Regions from separate parts of the Mus musculus genome. Here region 2 is linked to region 1. Evidence: chromatin loops called from intact Hi-C (ENCODE). Cell type or tissue: left cerebral cortex. All regions are shown on one strand. Links, peaks and the distances in the headings refer to the core of each region. The heading gives the core; the rest is flanking DNA.

Region 1 (5,366 bases), core at 201-5,200:
CGTTTGCTTAGGAGAATGCTGAGGGTTAGAGACATTTGGTAACTTGTCCAAAGTCATTAGGATACCAAACTAAGCTGTGACATGACCCACACTTGTTTGTATTCTAGAGTTGGTGCTTGTAACTGGTCAGTTTTGCTCCCTTCTGGGGGAACAGAGTAGAGGTGTTAGGATGTGTAGACTAGCCCTCTCCCCCCACTCCCAGTCATATCTCTTCTCCATATCTATAGTCTGTCACATCCCAGATGAATCAGTGAAGCAGTTGACACCTCGATGACTGTAGGACACAGAGTCAGCTGAGCTGGCCCTCAGCATTGACGCTGTGTGGTAGGAAGCAAATGGGTTTCCACCCTTGGCTTTGCTACTGAACTTGTTCTGTGCCGTTAGGGAAGTCCTTGCACAGCCGGGTGGGAGTTTCCGCACTAGCCAAGTGGAAGCTGTGTACGTTTACCGTTCAGTCCTTCCCAGCCCTGCACTTTGTGACTGTCCACTTACTCGTGTTGTCTCTTCCTTTGCAGTGAAAACTCTTTCCTCATTTATCAGCTCTTGCCAAGCACCCTTGGTGAGAAACCTTGCCAATTCCCTCCAGGCTGCACTGCTGCTTGCTTGCCCAGTGCCTCCTTTTCCTGCACATCGGATCTCTGCCCCTTCCCCCTCTACACAGAGCTGGTCTCTTCTCTCTCCTGTCCAGACTCTTAACAAGAGGGGACCTACTGCCCTGTTCTTTTCTGTGCACACGTCCTGGCTTTGTGTGTTCTACAAAGGCAGGTGACTTTAACGAAGCCTGTGCTTGAGAAATAAGTTCAGCAATTACATTTGGGCCTCTGTCTGAGAAATCAGAGGGCTGTCATGGAATCCGGCTGGAACACTGGGGGTGAAGCGGTGAGCGGGTGAGTTTAGGGAGATGGCACAAGCCAGACATGACCCCTGCCCCCATGGCCAGGTAAGAAGAGAGAAAAGAGGAGCCAACCGTCAGAAACCTTGATATGCCCTAACCCTCCAAGTAGGGGCTTGGGCAGCAGCCACTGGCCTCTGCTCTCAGAAGACAGACCAGAAAGGTCCTAGTGCATGGCTTCAGAAGACAGTGAGTGTAACCTCGCAGAGGGCTGGGCAAGGAGCGTTGCTTAGGGAAAAAGTCTGATTTCGAAGGCGGGGCAGAGTCACAGACTTCAAATTCTTTGCTTCTGTTTGAGCAGATAGCAGCCTGAGGGTTGTGGTCACAGGATGTACAGTCCTAGGAAGCCATTGAACATTTAAGGCTGTAAGGAAGGTCTGTTTAGCTAGCTGTTCTGTTCCTCAGTGGAGCACATCATAGCCCCTCCTATCCTGACCGCCCCACCTGATAGAAGTACTAGGGCCTGGGGATCGCTTTCACCTGGAAATTCCACTTAGAAGAAAAGTTGGTCCTAAACCAAACCTAGCCTGGAGTTCGGAGGCATATTCCAGCAAAGGATTCTAAGGCATTCAGATAGAAATGGTGAGTGTGACAGGAATTCAAACGCGGATAGGGGACAAAAACAAGGGAGCCAGTCTCCCTTTTTGGTCTCAGGGAGACACGTCAGCCTGAGTCCCGGCAGTTTCCGAAATCCCGGGAGGGGCGACGGGAAACTGGGGACGGGCTCTAGGGCCCCGCGGCCGGGGCCGGGGCGGGGTGAAGTGTAGGGTTACAGGGATCAGACCAGCGACCCTCCTGGGTAGCACGCTGGCGACTGGGAGCGCGGGGCGCCCAGGGACCCGGCAGCGGGGTGGGGTGGGTGGGACTGGAGGGGGAACGGGGCATCTCTCTGCTGCCCGAGTGCAGAGGCACCCTTCGCCGCGCCTCCCAGCCGCCATCCCCCTGCCGCCATTCCCCTGCCGCCGCGTTGCCCAAGCCAGGATCGTCCCATGATCGCCCCATGCGGAGGGCAAAGTCGCGCCGGGGACCTTGCGAGCCTGTGCTTAGAGGTAATCAGCTCAAGCCGGGGGTCCGGGAGGGCTCCCCCTGACTGGGCCGAGAGGTCTCCGCGGCTGCTCCCGAGAGCCCAGGCTGACATCAGCTCCGCACCAGATGTGGGGACTTGGTGAACCAGATTTGTGCTGGGGCCTCAGATTGTCCTGTGAGGGATCCAGAAGGTTCAACAAGACAAAAAGCAGAATTCGGTTCAGAACTACCCTCCGAGTGCCCAGTACCCCCGTGGGGGATTCCCACGGGAGGCCAAGGACTCGGGTACGCGTGCGGGCCCCTGACGCGGGACTGGCATTTCTCCTGTGGCTGGCAGGTTGCGGTCCCGGAGGATCTGGAGGCTTGGCGGGTGCCGCTGCTCTGGCGCAGACAAAGGCGCGCGGGGCGCCCAGCCTGGACCCCAGGACGCGCCCCGGCCCGGAGGCTCGGGCCTTTCCGCCCTGAGCCTTCTTTGTTCTCCCCAAACAAGTTTCTTGCACAAATCAGGGGTAGGATCCGGCTTTCCCTGGCCTGTTGGCAGTGCCTTGGAAAAAATCTGGTTTCCGGGAGGAAGCACAAACTTTCCAAGGGGGAGCTGGTTGAACTTTTTTGGAACGTGACATTTGTGGCAGACAGGAAAGTGGAACCTCGGCCCGTGACGGCCCCTGACAGTGCAGGGGACCCACTGGTGTTAGCCTTAAGTAGCCAGGCTGGGAGATGAGGTCTCACCTTCTCCAAGTCCCCTGCTTGGGGACCTCAGAAGACGAATCCCGGGCCTGTGCCCCTATTTTCTGCCTCCTTTTTTCCCCCTGGAAAATGTTTGCCTTTCAGCTCTTGTGGTGGGTGTATTGTCTAAATGCCTTTAAGTAGGGATAGTGTGTGGGTTACCTGGACGTCGGCTTCTGGAGACAGGTTTCGATCTCACGGGGCCTTGATGCTTACATTTTGGATGGTATTTGGTCCTTCGGCCCCTCTGCTTCCTGCCCATGGTTCTGTTTCCCTACAAAGACTTAAAGTTTGGCGGGCTTTGCTTATTAAAGTCCTTGGTGATGGTGGAGGATGTCATGCCTCAGAGGTCCACTGAACTCCAAACAGTGTCAACTTGTTCACCGAAAGTGCTCACAACTAGAACTGGGTAATATTAAACAGCTACAATTCCAGAAGACTCTCTTTCAGGGAGTGAAAAGTCAGGGCTTGAAGTATGGAACGCTCATGGTTTCCTGCTTCCAAAACTAGGCTGTGGATCCTGCCAAGCTGGCTAAGATTCTCCCTGGCTGCCTACCACACAGGGCCCAGGTTGTGTTGCCCAGTACTTCAGGATCTCTGGGATTCAAGTTCTTAGAATAAGAATGTACTTAGGTTGAACTGTGTGGAAGAAGAGCAAAGGAACAGACTGCATAGATTTGAACAGAAAGAAAACCAGCAGGACATAGAATAGAAGGTTCTAGAGACCTCTTGTATGGTGGGGCTCCTGATATATGTGTGTGTGTGTGGGGGGGTGTCATATGTAGTACCTTCTGGTTCTAGAGACTTCTTGTTTGCTGGGGTTCCTGGTGTGTGTGTGTGGGTGGTCATGTGTGGAACAGGACATAAAATAGGTTATAGAAACCTCTTATTTGGTGCTGTTCCTGGTGTGAGTGCATAGTTCCTAGGTGAGCTGGTTTTGTTTCATCTTGCATGCCACATTTTTTCCCTATGAGGAACACCTTTGTCCACCTAGAGGTGGCAAGCAAGGAAGAAGTTGCTGTCCCTGTGGCTCCCTTCCTCCCCCTCTTCAGAAGAAGGCACTGTTGTCTAGGTGTTTGCAGTTCTGTTCAGCTGTGTGCTGGAAGGTGTCAGCAGACTGAATAGTGTGTGGAGACTGTGCTGGAGGGTGTCACTGTGTGCTGGGGGGGGGTGATACTGTGTGCTGGGGAGTATCACTGTGTGCTGGGGGTGTCATTGTGTGATGGAGGGTGTCATTGTGTGCTGGGGGGTGTCACTGTGTGCTGGAGGGTGTCATTGTGTACTAGAGGGTGTCATTGTGTGCTGGAGGGTGTCACTGTGTGCTGGGGGTGTTACTGTGTGCTGGAGGGGGTCACTGCTGGGGATGTCACTGTGTGCTAGGGGGGTGTCACTGTGCTGGAGGGGGGGTCACTGTGTGCTGGGGGTTGTCAGTGGATTGAAGAGTGTGTGGAGACTGAAGCGTTTAAAAGCATCTTGCAGCAGCAGCAGCACATGAAGGTAGAAACCTGAGTGCTTTTCTGGGAAGGTCTCTGTCTGCGTGTGGAGAATGTTGCTTCCAGGCCACTTGTCCAGAGCTTCACTGGATGGCTGTGCTCTTTCTGGTGTCCAGACCCACCCAGATGTGTGACCCCAGAGGCCAGCAGGGAGGTGGGGGCTCTGCTGGGAGAAGGGAGCTGCCGAAGTGCATTCTCTGGATGTACATTGTGTCTTCTGGGGTGCTTGTGGTGTTTGTGAAAGTGCTTTGAAGAAGATAACGCCACATCGCACAGGACTTCAATGCCCAGTGACGCAGATCAAGGGAACACAGTACAGGGCTTTGATTTTTCAGACCAATTTGTTGAGCTCTGTGAGAACTGCTAATACTTTGAATGTTTACCAAAGTTTTCTCAGATAGCATTCTTTCCTGCCTGGGTTCTCTGTGTGTCTGTGCATATGGAAGCCCAGGCCAGGATCTTTCATAGTATTTTGAATGTTTCCCTAAAATTGGAGGGTTCTTCTCACTCAGAATTCAGAAGATGACAGGATCCTTGAAAAGCAAGGGTCAGGCAGGGCAGGTCAGAGGATGTATTTGATTACAAAGTTTGCTGGAAATTGTTGTCTGAGGTTATTGAGGTTTTTTATATTTGTTTGCCTAGAGATTTTTTCCTGTTGGTTTGCCTTTGCTTTGTCTTAGAGGAGTGGTTCTATGTACACCTGGCAGTGGCAGATGGGTCAGTATACAATATTTTTCTGGAAGAAAGCCATTGGTGCTCTTGGATCTTGTGCTGGGTCCAGGAAGAAACCTGTCACTTGTGAAACCCTAGGGGACAGTCATCAACAAGCTCTGGGCAGAACTCCCAGCCACCCCAAGAGGCTCAACAATCAGGAGTTTTAGGTTTTGGTCTTTCCCCTTTTTGTTTAGGAGGAAGTGGCGGAATGAGAGTTAGGAACTTGTCCCTGGTAAGTCTCTGAGCGCAGCTTTTTAAAGGCTGTGTTACTGAGCATGTTCGACTCGTTTCCCCCTCTGGCCAGCACTGCAGTTTTAGGCCAGCATTTCTGTTTGTCATCTTTAAAACGTCTGTGGTCCACCCAGTCTTCATTAGAAATTATGATGGCTTCAGAGAATGGTGAGATCCAAGGTACCCGGTCTCCTCTTCTGGTGACTATTACATCATTATGGTGCCCTAGCAGAACTCACATGACACAAGTGCAGTCCTCAGAACCTATCCAGGGTCTTTGGTCT
Region 2 (5,366 bases), core at 136-5,135, 54 kb after region 1:
TACAAGACTTAATTGTGAGTATCAGAGTCAGTGTTGTAGAAAAGTGAGTCCAGGAGAATTTGGGGGCTGTTGGCTCCTGGGCGTATTTCCCTCTTCCTTCTCGCTGTGCTGGGATCAATCCTAGGACCTTTTGTGCATGCTTAGACCATGCTCTCCCACTGAGACACGAGCCAGTACCTTCTCTCTGGAAGCATGTCCTGAGTAGAATTAAGGTGGGCTTGAGACAGTTCTCACGTCACTCATCCTCCACTGTTGCCAAGCCGCAACAGCAGCTGCAGCAGCATCTCTCTGCCTTGTGCACAGTTTTATCTTCAGTCCTTGCCATAAGTAGCCTGACAGTGCCCCTCAGGCCCAGCATTTCCTGATGGAGCTAGCTCTATTTTTTCTCCCTTCCAGACAAAGAATTCTTGAAGGAAAAGGAAAAGTTGGAAATGGAGTTGGCAGCAGTGCGTACGGCAAGTGAGGACCATCGGAGGCACATCGAGATCCTGGACCAGGCTTTGAGCAATGCGCAGGCTAGAGTGATCAAACTGGAGGAAGAGGTGAGACCAGCATGGGGGAGGAGTCGAGCCCAGAGGACTCCCCTGTGGCTCCTGACCCAGCTACATTAACCAGAGCCACTTTATAGTTGCCAAGGCAAGGGAGGGAGAATTGTGGGAAACAACCCAGATGCAAATGAATAAAAAGTTTATCCATCATGGAACCAGACAGAATCTGAAATACAGGTATTAATAATATAGTCCAAGAGCCCACAGCCTGTCTATTGGTAGGAGGGGGCCCAGTGCTGCAAATGATTGACACGACCAGAAGCCACTGGTGTCTGTACAGAAGAGTCGCTGTGGCCGTCTTTGGGCTCCTGATTCTAAGGCAAAGGACGGGTGCAGTGGTGCTCAGCTGACCCACTTGCTTCCTGGTTGACTGTGCTGTAGCCCACATGCTCAACCCCGGAAATGCTGATTTAGAAGGTTATGATGAAGCCAACTTTCTAGCTTACCTTTGTAGCTGCATTGACTATCCCTTTAACCCCAGAGAGGAGACAGGAGAACCGTGTATAGGACTCAAGCTAGGGACTCTGAGCTGTAAGCTAAGCAGAGGAGGATGACAGGTGTTACCCCAGGGCTGTGCCCTCACCTTGTCGCTCCCTGTAGAGATGCCTGGCACATCTGCGATGGGGCAACTTAAGCAGACATCATCTTGGCAAGTAGATGGTCTTGAGGAGTCTGATGGACAGCAAGAGAACACATCAATACTTAACCTGGCACTTGGCACAGAAAGCAGCAAGGGCTGTGCCTGTTGGGTGCATTTTATCCCCACCAATCTTGTGTAAACGCTCAAATGCTAACACTAGCAGGAGAATCTTGAGGGGCAGCCAAAAGCATATGCCTTGTCATAGAAAATGCCCTTTGATCTTGTGGACAGGATGTCTGCTCTGAGCAAGGGAGGCCTGGATGCCCCTGGATGCCCCTTGTTCTCAATGAAATCACTTGTTGAGGCCTCCTCTTCGTGCATGAAGCTAAGGGAGGTTCTATGTTGTAAACTTTTATTGTGACCTTTTAAAGTGTATTATTATTGTGCATGCATGGGGGTGGAGCATACATGTCACAGAATGCTTGGGAGCTCAAGGGACAGCTTTTGTGTGAGTTCCAGGACTGAACTCAGGTTGACAGGCTTGCACAGCAGACTCTCACAGCGGGGCTCGGAGAGCAGGCACCTCTACCTGCTGAGCCATTGTGCCAGCCCTTTTGTTTGGTTTTAATATTCCTTATAGAAATGGAAGTCATTTATGGGCCCTTGATGGGCTGGTCACTAATTCCTGAACCCTGTCGTGGTCTTTGCTTGGCCTCCCCTGCTCAGCTGTGTTAGGCTGTTAGGCGGATGACTCAGGCACTTGGCTTTACTCCCACTCCCTGTTCTTTTATTGTTTTAAAATTTAAATTTATTTTATGCATCTGCATATGAAATCTGAATCACAAACAGCTGTGATATGCCACATGGGTGCTGGGAATTGAACTCTGGTCCTCTGGAAGAGCAGTGCCCTTAACCACTGAGCAATCTCTCCAGCCCTGCACTCCCTGTTCTTATGCACGTTTCTTTGGAAGGGTTTTGATTTGGTCCCAGGGTCTTAAAATACTTGCCTTGTACTAGTTTACCAGGGCTGTCACAACAGGGTTGTAGAGCTAGGCCACTGCCAGTGTGACATACAAGCTTCCCGGCTCACCAGCTACGTGACTGTGACCAAGTCATTTTGCCTCGTTGCCCTCAGCTTTCTCATCCCCCATGTAGAAGTGGAATAGGGCATTGCTCCTTGTCCCCAGGAGGGTGCGATGAGATGCACTTACAGAGCAAAATGTCTGGTACAGTAGCACTCTGAAAATGCCGTCTGGTAGAATGTCTGTCATGAATCATCCTCAAGGGAAATGCTCCTTGCCAGCCGTAAGGCTGAACCATGCAGGGATGGATCCACACACTTAAGGATCTTACAGCTGCTCAGGGATAGTACTCCTTCAGTTAACGTTACACATGGAGTACCTGCTGTGGGTTGTCACTGGCCCATGCATCGGAGACACACTGCTCGCTCTGACCAGCAGAGACGTAGACACACACATTCCATGGTGGCTGTATACGCATAGCTCTGCACACAGTGGTAAGAACGTCTGGCAGTTCATATGAAGCATTTGCTCCAAACCGCTAAGCTCAGGAACCTACCTAACAGACAGGTTCTATTCAAAAGCCTGCTAATGTAAACAAGCAAAGGCGCCCTGAGAGAGAATCACCCAACAGTCAGGTACAGCTGTAGCTGCCTGGAAGGCTTCTGTCTTATTGTGGTGGCGCTGGTAGTGTGAGCAGAAGTAGGCAGGGCTCGTGGCAGAGCTGCTGCACAGCTAGAAGCCTCCCTCAGCTGCAGGCTGCCTTGCCAGGCGGGCGTGTCGCAGCCCGCTGTGTGACAGTGCTTCAGCACTCTGCTGAGTCACTAGTAAGGCATCTATCTGTTCCACCAGGTGCTAAGAGACAGGAAAACAGCATCCGGTGTCTTCTTGCAGAGCACCAGATCCAGGAAATGTTTTGGCTTGATTTCTTGGCCCCAGTTGATTCCCAGGAAGCAGGAAAAACACCTGGATTTATGCACGTGAACCAGATTCCCAGGGCAGACAGAGCCCCGAGCACTAAGGGTTTGGCACCGTGGGTCATGGCTGTAAATCCATACCTGATGGTATGTTTATGTAATCATTTAACATTTTTTCCACTTCCTTAGGCATCCCCACAGGTGCTCTCTGTGTCCTTCCTGTCCCCTCAGGAAGCTCCTTAGCCAGAGGAGAAAGTCACTCCAGAAACTGCTGAAGTGAGACTATTGTTCACCAGCAAATATACAAATGAGTGCACATATGTGTATGCATACATCCAAATTATGGAGATAGAAAATTCCTCTAGTGTAGAAATAATTGTAGCATATTTGTTACATATGGTGTTTTTACTATATTTATCATATATTGCTTTTTATAGACATAATTTTTATTTAGTAGAGAAAATTCAGAACTACATTTCTTGTTGTTCTTGCAGAAATAGCTCTTCTACTACAAACATGACAGATACTTCTAAAGATTGTCCTTTCTCTTCTTTTCATGGATCTATGTATTCATAGCTAGACAGATATGGTTGTAATAATGTAAATAACTTCTGGTTTAGGGTTTTTTATTAAACTTTAGAGACTAGGCATTTCTATACACTAAAAGCTTTCTCTTAATCTCCTTTCCATTGGCCGCAAGTGCTATGATTATAAACCAGTAATGAGTCAGAAAGTACAGAGGTGTTCCCATGACCCTGTACAGGCAGAGCAGAGGGCCTCCCACCCCCAGCCTCCTGGCCACCTTGCTGTACCTGCCATAGGCTTCTGCAGGATGGAAAGGGTGGCTCACACTCCTGCAGCTCAGCTGGGGTCTCCAGCTTGTCTCCCACCCGGCTGCAGTAGTCAGTGGTGTCCACTCTGCAAGGTTTCACTCTCTTCTTCAGTTACGAGAGAAGCAAGCCTATGTGGAAAAGGTGGAGAAGCTGCAGCAGGCCCTGACCCAGCTGCAGTCAGCGTGCGAGAAGCGAGGGCAGATGGAACGCAGGTTGCGGACCTGGCTGGAGAGGGAGCTAGACGCTCTGAGGACACAGCAGGTGAGTGACAGGCTGAGGGACTGGAGAATCAGATAGAATGGCTTACAGATTCACCCAGAAGCCCCCTGGGAACTGTCCGATGGACTCGAGCACCTGCATGGCCTCCTTAGGGACTGGAGTCTCTGAGGTGAGGCTGGAAAGAAGGGAATGCATTTTAGGTGACCTTACATAGGGGACATTGATTTACCAGGCCTGAAGGACAAGAACACAGAGGCAGAGGAGGAGGACATGTAAAAGACAGGGCCTTGAAAGTGTTGTAAGGGCAGGGCAGCTAGATGCAGCTATGGAGGGAGAAGTCTGTGAGGTGGCTTCAGATGAAACAAGGGCCCAACTGTGGGAAGGAATTGGCCAGATGGAGAGAGTGACTTCTTCCTATAGTCAGTGGAGAGCAAGCACCTAGAACAAGGTTCAGGGTAGGGGAGCCTGCAATAGACCAGGGAAGAGGCCCTAAGGAGGCAAGTGGTAAACCAGGGGCTGCCCTGAAGTCTAAGTGCTGACCTTAGCAAGCCAAGGAAGACCTGCAAGTAAGGGAAAATAGGGGTCACACTGATCAATGAGTTCATTTGAGGGAACTCAGAGCCACCTGTAGTAAGACTGGCCATGAACTACAGTTCCTCCTGCGTCTCTGCTGTGTCAGCTGCTTGGGAAGCTCAACCGTGAGCAATGGCAGAGAGGAATGCCAGCCCAGGCACCATACATGTCTCAGCAAAGAGAATTCCTGCAAGAAACACCAGGCCAGGCAAGCCAGAGGCTCCTGCCTGGGCTGCTCTGAAGCTCGCCTGGCTTCCTAGGGAGGTGAGCGAGCTCTCTCTGAAGCTTCCAGGGGTGTGCACTGCAGGCTCCTTGGAATCATCTACTGTACAGGGCAGTGTGGTTGTGGCTGCACCTGAAAGCATGCTCTCGGGTCAGCTCAGCCCCAGTGCATGGCAGATCCGTGCATTCTTTCTGGAAGAGTGTCCTTGACCGAGGAAGACAGTGTTGCCAATATTTCCCAAAATGAAGAAGAATCCATCCCTGGCCTCCCCATCTTTTCTCCACAGCAGGTTCTGGTTTGTGAGGAAAGGCCTGTCTTCCTCTGGTCCCTGTGCTCAGCTGGCACGGGACAGACCCTGTTCTCCAACAGCCAGTCTCTGTTGCTCAGCTACTAAGACCTCCATCTCCCCACCGAGGGCAGTGATAGTATCGGACAGTAGACCTTAAGACCTCTG

What was found. Hi-C counts contacts between places; a loop is a spot of excess contacts. Peaks named below come from ENCODE experiments on the same cell type or tissue, not always from the same donor. Only the 100,000 strongest peaks of a DNase experiment are listed, where the experiment ranks them.
Region 2: it touches region 1 in a loop (4-fold over the local background); 2 of 42 quality-filtered maps call a loop at or near these places.

Annotation. Positions count from the first base shown.
Region 1 is chr9:14,611,309-14,616,674 of GRCm38, reverse strand. Amotl1 (angiomotin-like 1) reads left to right here and starts at 1,675. Exons shown (of 13, transcript NM_001081395.1): 1 at 1,675-1,941. The coding sequence starts at 1,893. In left cerebral cortex, for the core only: no CTCF peak of the experiment used is centred there; DNase peaks (open chromatin) are centred at 1,474, 1,939, 2,257 and 3,166; H3K4me3 peaks cover 1,780 bases; H3K27ac peaks cover 1,355 bases.
Region 2 is chr9:14,557,251-14,562,616 of GRCm38, reverse strand. It overlaps Amotl1 (angiomotin-like 1), which reads left to right. Exons shown (of 13, transcript NM_001081395.1): 7 at 397-542; 8 at 4,009-4,158. Among named protein-coding and RNA genes, the nearest start is that of Amotl1, 55 kb to the left of the region's middle. In left cerebral cortex, for the core only: no CTCF peak of the experiment used is centred there; DNase peaks (open chromatin) are centred at 2,460 and 2,910.